Linked DNA regions of Homo sapiens: region 1 is linked to region 2. The links are chromatin loops, found by intact Hi-C in ENCODE. Cell type or tissue: endothelial cell of umbilical vein. All regions are shown on one strand.

Evidence for each region. Peaks named below come from ENCODE experiments on the same cell type or tissue, not always from the same donor. Only the 100,000 strongest peaks of a DNase experiment are listed, where the experiment ranks them.
Region 1: it touches region 2 in a loop (13-fold over the local background); 78 of 110 quality-filtered maps call a loop at or near these places.

The regions. Positions count from the first base shown.
Region 1 is chr17:56,776,330-56,784,329 of GRCh38, forward strand. No RefSeq gene overlaps it. Among named protein-coding and RNA genes, the nearest start is that of C17orf67, 54 kb to the right of the region's middle. RefSeq lists a silencer at 3,972-4,211. In endothelial cell of umbilical vein, a CTCF peak has its summit at 4,084 (motif pointing left); a DNase peak (open chromatin) is centred at 4,072; H3K27me3 peaks cover 544 bases.
Region 2 is chr17:56,587,732-56,595,731 of GRCh38, forward strand. NOG (noggin) reads left to right here and starts at 5,968. Exons shown (of 1, transcript NM_005450.6): 1 at 5,968-7,880. The coding sequence starts at 6,493. The coding sequence ends at 7,191. RefSeq lists a silencer at 4,821-5,030. In endothelial cell of umbilical vein, a CTCF peak has its summit at 4,916 (motif pointing right); DNase peaks (open chromatin) are centred at 5,030 and 6,060; H3K4me3 peaks cover 2,038 bases; H3K27ac peaks cover 795 bases; H3K27me3 peaks cover 3,062 bases.

The sequences.
Region 1 (8,000 bases), 190 kb after region 2:
ACACACACACACACACCAAGTCAGACAGGACATCAATTGAGAGAAGATGCCCTTACAAACTTGCTTTTTTCAGGAATTTTCGCCTTGCCCCAAAGGCTACCTAGGAAGTACTATAATGGGCTAAAGGACAGAGAGGAGCACCCAAGAAAGGTCCTTGTTCCAACAAGATCACATGGGAAGAATTTCAGCAAAACAAAGCAGCAGCAAAGGACCTATGGCTTTTCGACCTCAACAAGGTTCTGCCAACTCCCCAAAGCAAGCTAAGAATGACTGAAGATACATCATGTGGCTGAAATTTCAAGTCACTACTATTTCTTCCAAAAACATAAAAGTATAAGAAATGGTTTGCCACCTAAGATTGGTTTCCCAAACAAATGCCAAATCATCCTGTAGGAGAGCCTAACCCCGCCATGTGTGGTCTTCCCTTATATGGCCCCTCCAATTCCAGGAACGCCATTCACCTTCTCCATTCCAGCACTGCCCTGCTCACTCGGTTGGGACCTCACCCACTCCATGGCATTAAATACCATCTATAAGCCAATGATTCACAATCTACAAGACCAGCCCAGCCTATCAGCTGCATGCCAGACCCTACCTGACACCTGCCCCTGGACATCTCACTAGGACCTCAATGTCAATTGAACACATGACCTGCTCTGCCCCAAACCCACTCCCTTCCACCATCCACTCTTCTGTTCAAACTCAAAACCTGGAAGTCTTCTGTGCTTCCTCTTTCTCCCTTGTTCCCACATCCTATCAATTCTGTCACCTAAATGTTTGTAGAATCCACCCACCTTCTCTGCCCTGACCCCTCCCACCCTACTCCAGGCCACATTCATCTCTCCCCGCCACCTACTACAGAGGTTCCTAGTTAATCTCCCATGCTGCCTTGGCTTCTCTCTAACCCTCTCCGCTCCATACTGCAGATAGGTACAAGAGGCATTTTTTAGATGTAAATCTCATTACCTTCTTCTCCTTGTTTAAAATACTTCTGCTGAATCCTATTACCCTTGTAATGAATCCTCAAAGCCTTACTGTGGCTATCAATCAAGGCTATGGATGGCCTACCCCACCCCTGCCCCATCTCTGCAAGCTCACCTCAACTCACTCTCCCTTCCCTGTTGTTCTCTCCACTCCAACCCTGCAGGGCTTTTCTCTGTTTTCTCAAACCTTCCACATGTTCAATTTCAGGGTCTAGCACAAGCTTGGAACACTCCACCTCCTCTCTGCCTAGCTACCTGCTGTTCATTCCAGACAGCAATCCTCTGGAGGCCTTCCCTGATCTCTGGGCCAAAATAGGGTCCCCTCACCCCTATATAAACTCCATAGCACTCTGAGCACACTGGCCTTCTCCTTCTCCTTCCCAACACTCAGCAGAACAGTAATTATTTTTCCCCGTTAGGCTGCATCCTCCATGGAGATGGACCCACCAATATCCCCACACCTAGTACTGTGTCCATGAATATAGCAAGTGGTTCCTAAATATTTGGAGACTGAGTGGTAACTGTGAGAATCACTCCCAAGCAGCCTGAGTCCCCACCCCCACAAAGAGATCTGAGTCTTCCTCTCCATCCACTTTCTGAAGAAAACTCAACAGTATGCATTTTGGTCTTGGAGAACGTGGTGTCTCGTGACACCACTGGGAATACTGACAAAAATGTGGCTGTAGTGGGTTCACCCAGCTCTCAGGAAGGAATAAGTGTCAGGTCATGCTGCATCATCCACAGGAAGAGCATGAGCTGGTGCTGACAGCGTGGGGTGTCCCAAGCCTTTGGTCTTGGGTTTCTCTTCCTAGAGTATTTATATCCATCCGGAGAAGCCGGCTGGCATCATTAATTGTGAGCGTGTGTCCACTCAAAGCAGCCATATACCAAATATATCGAGTATCAAGCCTAATATGGATATCCTTGTTGATTTATATATTGTTAATAAGCAACAAGAAGTGAATGCCTAAGGTGGGATGCCAAATGTTTGTCTTCCTTTGTCTTCTCAAACGTGCAAGGTTGTTGGTTTGGTGTACTGTTCGTTTTTCATGGAAGAATGACTTTTTAAAAGAGAAAGAGGGAGTTATGAGGCCCACAGTCATTTGATGAACTGAATAAGGACAAACATCCAGGTCACAAGTGGCAGCAAAGAATGCAAATTCTGTGTCCAGTGTCTCAAAATAAGAACCACTAACACTTAGTGGAGATTTGTGCCAAGCACCATTCAAAACAAATACACTAATTCATTTCATCCTCATGATACCTCTGAGAGGTAGGGGCTACTATTACCCCCATTTTGCAAATGAGGAAACCAAGACCCAGAGAGGCTTAAGTGACAGTCCAGTTTAGCAAGCAGTAGAGTTGGAATTTTCACCCAGGAACTCAAACTCCACAGTTCAGAAGTAGTCGGGCCCCATGGAGATCCATCCAGTCCAAAGCAAAGACAAACCCAAAGGCCCACTTCCAGAGGACTCAGACTACTGCCCTAATTTGGTCTTTTCTCTCTTGAGGGCCACAGAGAAACCATAGCCACAGTGCTGACCTCAAGGAGTTTACATTTTTGCAAGGAGATCAAACAAGAGCACAATGTATTTACAGTAACATAAATTAGTAAGTGTGAAATGCCATGCAAGGGATTTAGACGCTGCCCAAGGAGAGAGAGGTCTGAAGCATCGACTGATGGGTCTGTCTTCCTGCTCTGCCGTTGCCAGGTTCTGTAACTGTGGGCAAGTCGGTTGCCCCCGCTAAGGATAAACTTTCCAATCTGTAAAATGGGATGATGATGATGATGATGATGACGATGATGACGTCATTTCTAGTTCCTATCTCACAGGGCTGATGTAAGGATTAAATGAGAGAAAGCATGCAAAGCATTTAGGACAGGGATATGATATGTTCAGTATGCACCGGCCCTTATTTCTAGCAGAGGAGTTCGGGATATCATATATTCACTCACAAACATATATTAAGCACCTCCTAACAATGCACTAGGAACTGTGCCAGGTGCTAGGGCTACAAAGAAGAATGAGACAGTAGCCAGGCTTTCAAAAAGCTCATCCTCCAGAGAAAGGGACAGTGGGGGAGGCAGGCTGCCAGGACAGTAGGAGTCTTGAGTCCTTGCAAAAAGAATCGGAGAGGGTGCCTTGGAGGAGGGTGACGGGAATGCAGGAATGGGGTGAGGGTGTTTCCCACATGTACAAAGCAACGGCAAGCAGGCAGCTTCAGGGCTTCCTATCTGCCAAGTGGGTAGGATTGGGGATGGGCCTTGATGACCACACACAGTTGATTCCAGGGACACTCAGTTCGAGATTCCAGGCAGGTAGCTCTGATGTTGTGAAGTCTGCCTCCAAGTCCTGAAGTTCTCTTTACCTCCAGACTCAGCTTGAGACAAGAGAATAAGTACTGAACATTGAAGTAGAAATCCAAGTGGGTTTTTCTTTTCTTTTTTTGTGCCCTGTTATTTGCCTGTTAGCTAGACTGAGGATAAAACTGAATTTATGTCTCACCAAGGAGGCACAGGAAAGTGAAGAGAGAGAGAGATTATACAGGGTTTTTTTTTTTTTCCTTCAAAGTGTCTCCTCTGCAGACGCCTGGTGCAGCTCTGTCTCCGGGGAGCGGTTCACCCTCCAGAAAATATGACACTTTATTTCCTGCCCTTGTTTGCTAACACACCCCATTACCATCCATCTCAGTTTCATGTAACTGCCAACCGGCATTAACGCCCTCCTCCTCGCCGAGGCAGAAAATAGAAAAGGAAGAATTCAGCAGATTTTCCCCGGTGGCCCCCTCGGCGGCACCAAGATAACCAGCGCAGAAACCACAATTGGATCCTTATTCCTCCAGCCCAGGAATGCGAAGGACGGGACGGTTTAACCGCCTTCTGCATTTTCCTGCAAAGAGAGCCGGCTTGTTATTTCGGTTGTCTGGGCTCCCTTCTTTACTACGGAGAAAGATACATTAATTAATTTTTTTTTTTAATGTTAGGCAGGAAATGTTGCAAACTGTCAAGAGCTGTCAGCGGGCGCCTGCCCCAATCAGGTAAGCGGCGCGCGGGCGCCTGCGGCGGAGACACACTGACCCCTAGTGGCCGACCGGGCCCTCGCAGCCCCCGCGCCCGCCCTCGCTCCGGGCGGCCAGAGTCGCAGTCAAGTCGCTCTTTGCACAGAGCAGCTCTGTGTGGACTGGCGGGGGTGTGGCCGGTGCTGTGTCTCCACCGCCCGCCCCAACGCAAGCACGCGCGCACATACACCCCATGTCCATTTGCTCTTCCAAACCAGAGAAGCAATTTCTGCTCTCCTTGTCCAATTCCAGAGAACACAGATGCCTGAGAACCTTAAGCAGTGTGCCTCTGTGCTGTTGCTCAGGCATGTGCCTCTGCTCTTGAGGAGTGACGGGAAAGACAGACAGGGTCCCAGTGTGACACAGGGCTGAGAGGAAGGAAGGGGGTGGCGTTTGTGGAGACTCCCAGTACCAGACACTGTGCACACGGTTATCCCTTGGAGCCTGATGATAGCCCCAGATTTGGAAACTGAGGCCCCAGCTGTCACATGGCTTGTCCAGGTCACAAAGCTGATGTTTTTATTCATTTGTGTTGATTTTAATAAACAAATGTTTACATAGCTCTTGTCTGCCAGGCTTTCTTCTAGTGCTTTACCTATATTAAAATTACCTGTGTGGAATCCTCATCACAACCCTGTAAGTACTACTATTGCCTCCATTTCCCAGATGAGAAAACCGAGGCACACAGAGAGGTTAAGTAACTAGTGAGCGTGAGTCTAGTGTTTAATCTAGGCAGCCTGGCTTCAGAGTGCTCTCAGCCACTGCACTGGGCTGTGTGTGTATGTGTGTGTGTGTACCCCATGGATACTAGTTAAAAGGAGACCAGGATTCTAGTCTGCACATCACGGGCTCAAAAACCCAAGCTGTTCTGCGTGTACCTCCTTTGTTCCCTAAGGATGAAGTGCTACAGCAATGCAGGACAGGCGGCAGTAATTCTGGCTGTCGCAAAAGGAAGGCAACTTGTGGAAGAGGTGTCTGATGAACTCCTTGAAGACATAGACCGTGTCATCACCTTCAGAGCCTCATTCGCGCCTGGCGCACAGTGGGTGCTTAATAAAAGCTGAACTGGACTGGACCTTGAGGGAAGGTCCAAGGAAGGTGTGAAGGCAGGAGGGAGGCTAAGCAAGTTGCAAGAACCACAACACTGCCGTAGAGAAACACAGGTCCCCTAGCACTCCGTGAAAACACATTTTCAGACACACCCACACTGCATATTCTCTTTTTGGCCAGGACGAGGGGATGAGCTAACTGCAACTGAGCAGCTCCTACTCCACAGTGATGCGATTAATGCCACCTAAAATGTGTGTCCCCACTTTAGTTTTTCTTATTTGCATTTCACAGTAGCCCCATGAAGTAGGTATAACCAGCCTCTATTTTAACATGAGAAGATGGAGGCCTTTTCCAAATGGACTAAGTAATGTGTCTCAGGTTTTCCTAATAAGCAAAGACCTGCAACCCTGGCTTCCTGACTCCAAAGCTTATCCCTTCTCATGCTGTTGCTGTCAGCCAGGACCCCATGCGCAGAAAGCCCAGCCTCTCCATCCCCCACCCAAGCAGCTCTGGCCTTCTCTCAAGCAGCCCCTTGAACTGGCCAGGCTTGTTCCTGCCTAAGACCTTTCCCTGAGCCATTCCCTCAGCCTGAAATGCCCTTCCTGTACGTGGGTCTTCACACAGTCGGCTCCTTCCTGTCATTCCGGTGTCAGCTCAAATGTCACCTCCTCCAAAAAGCCTTCCTTGTCCACCCAACCTAAAATAGCCTTCCAGTCACTCTGTTGCATCACGGTTTTATATATTTCCCAGCAGGTATTAATCTCCGGTAATTTCTTATTCAGTTACTATTGTTAGACTCATCTCATGTATAATAAGGGGTATCAATTACAGAGTGCAAACCGATAATGTCCTAAGCAAAGTTCCAAAAGCTTTACTCACAGTGAGCCATGAAATTTTCACAACCACCCTTTACTGTGGATGCTGTCCTTAACCCTCATTTTACAGAAGAGGGAACTGAGGCAGGAAAGGTTCAGTAACCTGTCCAAGATTTCACCCTGAGTAAGCTGTGCTCTAGTCACTACAAAAACATCAGCAGAATTTGTAAATGGATAAAGGACTTAAATAGACATTTCTCCAAAGAAAATATGCAAATGGCCAATGAGCACATGAAAAGATGCTGACATTATTAGTTGTTAGGGGAATGCAAATCAAAACCACAGTAAGCTACCACTTCACACCCATATGGCTTAATTTTTAATTTAAAAAAAGGGGGTGGCAGGGGGAAATAAGTTGTTGACAAGGGCATAGAGAAATTGTAACACTTGTACCTTGCTAATGGGAATGTAAAATGGGGCAGCCACTGTGGAAAATAGTTTGTTGTTTCCTCAAAAGTTAAACAGAGAATTACCATTCGATCCAGCAATTCTACTCCAAGGTATATACCCTAAGGAATTGCAAACAGGTTCTCAAACAAAAACCTGTACAAGAATGTTCATAGCAGCATGGCTCACAATAGCTAAAAGGTGGAAGCAACCCAAATGTCTATCAACTGAAGAGTGGATAAATAAAATGTGGTATAACCATACAATGGAATATTATTCAGTCCTAGAAAGGAATGAAGTGCTGATACATGCTACAACATTGCTGACCTTAAGAACATGTGCTGAGTAAAAGAAGTCAGATACAAAAGGCCACATATTGTATGATTCAACTTATGTGAAATACCCCAAATAGGCAAATGCATAAGGATAGAAAGTAGATTGGTGGTTGCCAGGGGCTGGAAGGAGGGAGAAATGGGGAGTGACTGCCTAATGAGTAAGGGGTTTCATTTAGGGGTAGCAAAATGTTCTGGGATAGGCAAGGCGCAGTGACTCACGCCTATAATCCCCGCACTTTGGGAGGCCGAGGCGGGTGGATCACCTGAGCTCAGGAGTTCAGGACCAGCCTGGCCAACACGGTGAAACACCGTCTCTACTACAAATACAAAAATTAGCTGGGCACGGTGGCATGCGCCCATAGTCCCAGCTACTCTACTCAGGAGACTGAGGCAGAGAATTGCTTAAACCCAGGAGGCGAAGGTTGCAGTGAGCTGAGATCATGCCACTGCACTTCAGCCTGAGAGACAGAGCAAGACTCTGTCTCAAAAAACAAAAAAAAAAAAACAAAAAAAAAGTTCTGGGATAAATGGTGGTGATGGTTGTGCAACATTGCAAATGTACTAAACACCACTGAATCGTATACTTTAAAATGGTTAAAATGGTTAATTTTATGTTATATGAATTTTACAACCTTTTTTTTTAAATCAGCCTTGTCTGTCTGGTTCATCACTGCACTCCTAGAGCCTAGAGCAGTACAAGGTACACAGTAGGTCTCAGAATATATTTTTTATTTTTTAGAGAAATGAGTAAAGGGGAAGAGAACCCAGGTCTCCCAGGTCTCAGTCTCAGGTTCCTTTTGTTTTTAATTTTTATTTTTAAGTTCTGGGGTACATGTGCAGGATGTACAGGTTTGTTACATAGGTAAACGTGTGCCATGGTGGTTTGATGCACCTATCAACCCATCACCTGGGTATTAAGCCCAGCATGCTTTAGCTATTTTTCTTAATGCTCTTCCTCCCCCATCCCACCCCCTGACAGGCCCCAGTGTGTGTTGCTCCCTTCCCTGTGTCCATGCGTTCTCATTGTTCAGCTCCCACTTGTAAGTGAGAATATGTGGTGTTTGGTTTTCTGCTCCTGCATTAGTTTGCTAAGGATAATAGCTTCCAGCTCCATCCATGTTCCTGCAAAGGACATGATCTTGTTCCTTTTTATGGCTGCATAGTATTTCATGGTGTATATGTAGCACATTTTCTTTATCAAGTCTATCATTGATGGGCATTTTGGTTGATTCCACGTCTTTGCTATTGCGAATAGCGCTGCAATGAACATACGAGTCCATGTATCTTTATGATAGAATTATTTATATTTT
Region 2 (8,000 bases):
TGGTGTGTGTGGTGTGTGGTGTGTGTGTGGTGTGGTGTGTATGTCTGTGTGTGTGGTATGTGTGGTGTGTTGTTGGGGAGCAGTGCATAGCGAGTGTGTGTGATATGTGTGTATATGCATGTGTGTGCACGTGCACTCATGTGTTTGTATTGAATAACTACATATGTATTGGGGTCGGGAAGGTAGGCTCTTCAGTACAGGTAGGCTTTCAATATCTGAAAATTGTGTGCCTGTGCAAACCTATGACAGTGTATGGTGGGGAGCGGGAAGCAAGTCCTAGAGCATTTAGAGTTTGTGTTTCTATTCGATGACAGTTATCCGTTCACATCATAGCCCCCCCATCATTTTGGAGATTCTTGTCCCACACTAGCAATACTGTATCTGTAGTATTCCATTCATTCCCCTTTTGAAATACTGGGTCACATATGGTAAAAGTCCGTTAACTCAGAACCAAGTGTTGTTGGTCTTTAAATTTTATTTAGAATGTGTGTGTGTGTGTGTGTGTGTGTGTGTGTGTGTGAAGCAGTGGCTAGAGAGAGAAGGATTGTACAAGGATTTCCTTTCCATAGGAAAACGTTGGGTCCATCCTAGACCCAGACTTCAGCCAAGGAAATGCAATGTGAAGCCCAGGAGAGCTGAGGGCAGGAAAGCGGAGAAGATATGCCTGCTGGCGTCGCCCCCACCCACCCCCAGGCCCCCCACATCAGGGCAGGCTAAACATGCCGAGGCTTCTGTCTCCAGGGCTGGAGAGAGGCGCCCTCGTTAAAACTCAGATAAACAGTTTATCAGGAGATGAATGAGCCACCGGGCTCCAGAGACGTCTCCCCTTCCCCAGTGCGGAGCCAGATGGGGAGGGGGCTACAGGCGGAGCAGGAGCCAGACTGAGGAAGGGAAGGGGCTGTCGGGGCTGGAATAAGCTCGCTGAAGCTCCTTTCCTCCTTTGGTCTTAAACTTCGTCTCTATTTTGGGAAATGTATTTCACATGTATTTGCCCACGTTCCCACCCCAGACCACGTTTTAGAGTGATTTCCCACTCTCTCCCTCCTCTTTCTCTCCTAGTTTCCCTCTTTTGCCCAGCATGCCCATTTTAGTTACTTCTCACCAGAATCTAACCACCAATGGGACACACACACACACACAATTATAATGCCCTGTGAAGCTGAACTGGGTTCTTTCTACCCTCACTGTGAGTTCTGAACTGGCCAGGGCTCCCCAGCACCCAGGAGGCTACATGGAGTTCACCACCCTCTGACCTCAGTGCCACCTCTACTGTCACCTTCTGGCAGTCAAGAGAGATATGTGACAAGCCTCATGGCTGACTTGGTCTCCCTTTGCTAACTTAAGTCAAGCCCAAGAATGCCATTTTGGGGTCTCATTAAGAGAAAGCCCATCAGATTCTATATTTATGGGTCCCAAGAGATTGTCAGAAACAGAGGGTAGAGAATTTCAATGCCTGGGATGACACCAGCTGTAAAAGATGGCAGTTCTCATGCATTCTCCAAGGACGTCTCATGGTCCTTGAAAGGTAGAGTGTCTCACCCAAGGTCGCACAGCTGGTAGATTGCAAGTTTTCTGACCTCAAGCCCCATGCCCTTTAGGCGTCACCCACAGTTGCCTTAGGTCTATGTTTCCAGGGCCAAAGAAGCAAGAAGATTGTCAAGTTGTTCTTCGAATCATGATAGAAATAAGAGAAGATACATAAAAGCACCCTCAGGCTCCTCTTGCCTTTGACCTGGAGTTGCCCCAGCGACTGTTTAAAGGAGTGCTTCCATTTACCTTGCCCAGAGAATTTTGCAGGGACAGAAACCTGGGATGGGGCTACCCAGGGACAGGCCTCCATTTATGTTGTTCATTAACTCTTCCTATGTAGCCTCCTGAGGCCTAAGTCCCCAACCAAGCCCCACTACAGTCCAAGCACCGCCCACAGCGAGAGTCAAGCTGATAGCCGTACTTCCATTGGCCCATCTTCCGCCCACAGCTTCCTTTGCAAGAAATACAACCCTCTTTGTCCAGTTTTGTCAAGCTCCCTCTTCAACAGAACCACAGAAGCATCAAAATGGGTTGACTACAGAATCTCCTAAGAAACTACAGTCCTCCCTCCCTCAAACTCCTGAAGCCTGGCAGCCCTCAAGTTGCACAGATGGAGTGGACAGAAAGCAAGTCCAAAGGTGTTGGAGTTGATTTCAGCAGCATCCTCACCCCTTCAACCCTCTTCTGCTCAAACCTGAGATGGTTGGCCAGTTGAGGGCAGTGGGGTTCTCTGAAGAAGTAACGTGTTGTAAAACCATTGCCCGATATAGGCTCTGCCCCAGGCACCTTACTAGGCTAGGCATTCCTTACCTCTTTTACGTGGCATGATTCTGAGAGGTGTGTATCATCCCCATCTTACAGATGAGAGAATGGAAACGGGGTGGTTAAGATGACTGTTTTAAAAAGGTAACACAGCCGGTGAGGGGCACAGCCAGAATTCCAACTTAAATCCACCTGGTCCAAAAGTCGTGGTGCTTCCCTGTCTGGGACATTTCCTCTTCCACCTCTCATATCCCCAGATTTTCTGGCTGTCCCTCATACAAGTGTGGTTCCCTTCTTCATGTAGATGTATATCCTATCTCTCAAATCTCTTCCTCTCCATACTCAGATAAATACATCCTTCTTCATGAAGCTCAGCTAAAATTCAGCTCTACCATTAAGGTCTTAGTACTTCCTAGTCTCTGATACCAACATCCCCAGGTTCACTCAGTACCTAAGCGCATGGGCTACTCCAGTGTGGCACAGAGTTAGGAGTTGCAAGCTTCCCAAATGTGGCATTTCAGAACTTCACATTGAAGAGGGGTAGATATGGTTTGAAAACAGTATAGCTAACATAATTGCTTGGGCTTCTTTTTGGTTATAATAATGTATTTTAAAAACTTTAAACAACATTCAAAGAAGAGCATGATATTGTTATATCTATCAAAAGGGGACATGGATTTTAAAAAGAAAAGGTTATAAAAAACTAGTCCACACTGTTATGGGAATTTATAAATTTTTCTGATGTCCTTTTACTATTTCTTCTTGTGGTTGTCATATCTCCCCTAACTGTACTACAAAAGTCTTGCAGGATGGAGACTGACTATGAATTTTTTCTTCTTTGTATTTTTCCTGATGGTCTTCACCCAGTAGATACTCCATAAACAGGTCACCCAATCTGTTCTCAAGCATGATTTGTTTCTGGTTCCTGAGGGACCTTTTTTGCTGTTCAGTCAAATCTGCTCAGCCCAACTAAATAAAGGATCTGGGTTGGTTTTCAAGCAAAAATAGGTGATTTGAAGGAGAGAAGAGGGGGATTAAAAGAACAGAAACCAGCATGATATAATGTCATTAATTGGAACCTACCATCTCAGGAGGGCTGAGCTAGAGTTTAGCCCTTGAACTCCACTAAATAATTTTCTTAGTTAATTCACATCAGTGACAAAATTGCTCTGGAACATGTAATCTTCATAAGGAAACAAACTAGTGCTGAATCCCCATAAAGCACATAAAAAAGAAAGAGGTATGCTTAGGAGCCTACTATGTGCTAGGTTCTTTTTTTGGAGGGGGAGGAGTTGGGGAGGTGGGAACAGAGTCTCACTCTGTTATTCAGGCTGGAGTACAGTGGTGCAATCTCAACTCACTGCAACCTTTGCCTCCCAGGTTCAAGTGATTCTCGTGCCTCGGCCTCCCAAGTACTTGGGATTACAGGAGCCTGCCACCACGCCCAGCTAATTTTTTTTTTTTTTTTTTTTTTTTGTATTTTTAGTAGAGACAGGGTTTCAGCATGTTGGGCAGGCTGGTTTCCAACTCCTGACCTCAAGTGATCCGCCTGCCTCAGCCTCCCAAAGTGCTGGTATTACAGGCATGAGCCACCGTGCCCGGCCTGTACCAGGTTCTAATCACACATTATTTCAAAGTCAGCCCAATTCAAACAACCAATGGGTTGTTGTTAACTCCAGTATCCATCAAAGCAAGATCTCCTTTTGAGCAGTCCCTTGATAGTCTAATTCTAGTTGTCTAGACTTTAAAATTGAGGGAAACGCTTTCAGCGGAAACTGCCCACCCCTTTTAATAGAGGTTTTGCAGAAAGACTGTAGTATGCAACAAAGTGTTTTCTTCCTTAGACAGATGATAAACTTTGGGAGTTGGGGTGGGGCAGGTTGAAAGGAAAAACCAGATCTTTGGGGAAAGAAAGTTAAGCGATTTAGGTTGTCACAATGGGACCTCTTAACTCCCACTCCATGGAAGACTGGCAAATACTTGAGTCATCCACTCCAAGTCTCTCTTCTCCAGCTTTTTCCAGATTCCAATCACATTCACCACAAAGAAAACTGAGTTTGCATTTTAAAGCTGAGATTGAGTTCCTCGTCCAAGGGGAAATTAACCGGAGGTGTCCCTTCAGTACCCATCTCCCATCAAAGAGAAACTGCTTCTGAACAAGAGAAAGCATCGTGGAGGTTTATTTAAAATCACAGAAAGGTAGGGCTGGAAGAGAAATCTATTAATAGTTACGTCACTAATGCGAAAAGTGAGAAAAATGACTTGTCCGAGTTATATCAGGGTGGACCCCGGGCAAGACTCAGGTGCCTCTGCTGTCAGCTCACCTTTCAAGTTTCTGGTCCCCACTCGCACCCACTGAGACCAGAGACCGATTTACCTGAGGCAGAAGGTGCTGCACGCATTCTTGTGAAATTTGAGGGGACCGAGAAGGAATCTCAGGAAGTTTGTTTACACTGGGGGCCTGGAGACCTTCGGGAAAATAGCCAGAACCAAAACGGACCAGTCAGCAGACGCAGACACACACAAAGTGACAGGGACACAGAAGCAGAAGCTGAACTGGGCAGAGCGGGCAGCGGCCGACCCACCTCGCACGGCCGCCCCCGCCAGCGCCAGGTGCAGGGCTCATAGCGGGCCAGCAGAGGGCGCGCCGCCCCCAGGGAGCCGAGCGGCGGCCGCGCGGAGCCGGGCGGGCTAGGGGAGCCGCAGGCGAGCCAGTCGCGCCCCTGAGGCTAGGCCACTCAGGGTGCAGGACCCGGCCAAGGAGGAGGAGGATGGTGAGGAGCGGAACCCCCTCGTGGGCCCGAGGGGCAGACAGACAGGAGTGCTTCCTAAGAATTACATCACGCTGCGCAACGCTGCGGCTCTCGGACTCCCTGGTGCAAAGGGGGGTGGGGTAGGGGCTGTGTGTGTGTGTGTGTGTGTGTGTGTATATATGTGTGTTGGGGGGAGGGGACTTAGAGCAAGAGCCCGGGAGAGAAGAAGACGCGCTCGGGGAAAACGCTCCATGCACATGGAGAAATTTCTTGCTCCGAACTGCATGCACCGAGAAACGAGCCCCCAGCACTTCCCCGCTGCTCCCCTCCCAGTGCAAAGCACCCAGCTAGTGAGAAACCCTCCAGCCCCACCTCAAGCACCGCCCCCCCTCCCCAAACACCGGCTCTGCACCCTCCAGCCCGGCTCCAGCGCCGCCGCGAGCTTTCCCCAGGACTGGCCCTGGCGGGGCGCCTAGAGCCCCAGTTGCATTGCTCCAGGAGAAAGGAGGGGGGCGGTGCATTTTGCAGGAGGAGGAGAAGGGGGGTGGGTGGTGGGGGAGAGAGAAAATTGCGCGGAGACCTGCCAAGCGCCACCGCCGCCGCCACCGCCGCTGCCGCCGCCGCCGCCGCCGCCTGTGAGCTCCGGCGGGCAGCCGGACTGTCGGCTTCCCGGGGCATCTGGGTCCGGCGGGGCACAGCCCTGGGCGCTGCCGAAGCCGCCGCCGCCGCCTCCGCGGCGAGTACAGGCGGCTTCCCCCGGAGCCTGTGCAGCTCCAGCTCCTCGGGGGTGGAGAAGTGGGGGGTGGGGTTGTTGTTTGGGGGGAAGAAGGGGGAGGGGGCAACGCCGAGAGAGTCAGTGGTTTCCATGGTGATGGAGCTGAAAGTGCAGGAAATTTAAAGGCTTGGACCCTGCGAGACAGACAAACCGGTGCCAACGTGCGCGGACGCCGCCGCCGCCGCCGCCGCTGGAGTCCGCCGGGCAGAGCCGGCCGCGGAGCCCGGAGCAGGCGGAGGGAAGTGCCCCTAGAACCAGCTCAGCCAGCGGCGCTTGCACAGAGCGGCCGGACGAAGAGCAGCGAGAGGAGGAGGGGAGAGCGGCTCGTCCACGCGCCCTGCGCCGCCGCCGGCCCGGGAAGGCAGCGAGGAGCCGGCGCCTCCCGCGCCCCGCGGTCGCCCTGGAGTAATTTCGGATGCCCAGCCGCGGCCGCCTTCCCCAGTAGACCCGGGAGAGGAGTTGCGGCCAACTTGTGTGCCTTTCTTCCGCCCCGGTGGGAGCCGGCGCTGCGCGAAGGGCTCTCCCGGCGGCTCATGCTGCCGGCCCTGCGCCTGCCCAGCCTCGGGTGAGCCGCCTCCGGAGAGACGGGGGAGCGCGGCGGCGCCGCGGGCTCGGCGTGCTCTCCTCCGGGGACGCGGGACGAAGCAGCAGCCCCGGGCGCGCGCCAGAGGCATGGAGCGCTGCCCCAGCCTAGGGGTCACCCTCTACGCCCTGGTGGTGGTCCTGGGGCTGCGGGCGACACCGGCCGGCGGCCAGCACTATCTCCACATCCGCCCGGCACCCAGCGACAACCTGCCCCTGGTGGACCTCATCGAACACCCAGACCCTATCTTTGACCCCAAGGAAAAGGATCTGAACGAGACGCTGCTGCGCTCGCTGCTCGGGGGCCACTACGACCCAGGCTTCATGGCCACCTCGCCCCCCGAGGACCGGCCCGGCGGGGGCGGGGGTGCAGCTGGGGGCGCGGAGGACCTGGCGGAGCTGGACCAGCTGCTGCGGCAGCGGCCGTCGGGGGCCATGCCGAGCGAGATCAAAGGGCTAGAGTTCTCCGAGGGCTTGGCCCAGGGCAAGAAGCAGCGCCTAAGCAAGAAGCTGCGGAGGAAGTTACAGATGTGGCTGTGGTCGCAGACATTCTGCCCCGTGCTGTACGCGTGGAACGACCTGGGCAGCCGCTTTTGGCCGCGCTACGTGAAGGTGGGCAGCTGCTTCAGTAAGCGCTCGTGCTCCGTGCCCGAGGGCATGGTGTGCAAGCCGTCCAAGTCCGTGCACCTCACGGTGCTGCGGTGGCGCTGTCAGCGGCGCGGGGGCCAGCGCTGCGGCTGGATTCCCATCCAGTACCCCATCATTTCCGAGTGCAAGTGCTCGTGCTAGAACTCGGGGGCCCCCTGCCCGCACCCGGACACTTGATCGATCCCCACCGACGCCCCCTGCACCGCCTCCAACCAGTTCCACCACCCTCTAGCGAGGGTTTTCAATGAACTTTTTTTTTTTTTTTTTTTTTTTTTTCTGGGCTACAGAGACCTAGCTTTCTGGTTCCTGTAATGCACTGTTTAACTGTGTAGGAATGTATATGTGTGTGTATATACGGTCCCAGTTTTAATTTACTTATTAAAAGGTCAGTATTATACGTTAAAAGTTACCGGCTTCTACTGTATTTTTAAAAAAAAGTAAGCAAAAGAAAAAAAAAAGAACAGAGAAAAGAGAGACTTATTCTGGTTGTTGCTAATAATGTTAACCTGCTATTTATATTCCAGTGCCCTTCGCATGGCGAAGCAGGGGGGAAAAGTTATTTTTTTCTTGAAGTACAAAGAGACGGGGGAACTTTTGTAGAGGACTTTTTAAAAGCTATTTTCCATTCTTCGGAAAGTGTTTTGGTTTTCCTTGGACCTCGAAGAAGCTATAGAGTTCAATGTTATTTTACAGTTATTGTAAATATAGAGAACAAATGGAATGACTAATCATTGTAAATTAAGAGTATCTGCTATTTATTCTTTATAATATCCCGTGTAGTAAATGAGAAAGAAGTGCAGAGCAGGATTAAAGAAAACCACTAAAACCGACTGCGCTCCACACTGATTTTCTGTGTTGGTGATTGATGGGGGTGGGAGGGCGTGGGAGGGGGCGGGTAGGGGATGCTGCTGTGCCTCCTACCCCGTTGGGGAAGGGGCTCATCCCCTCGG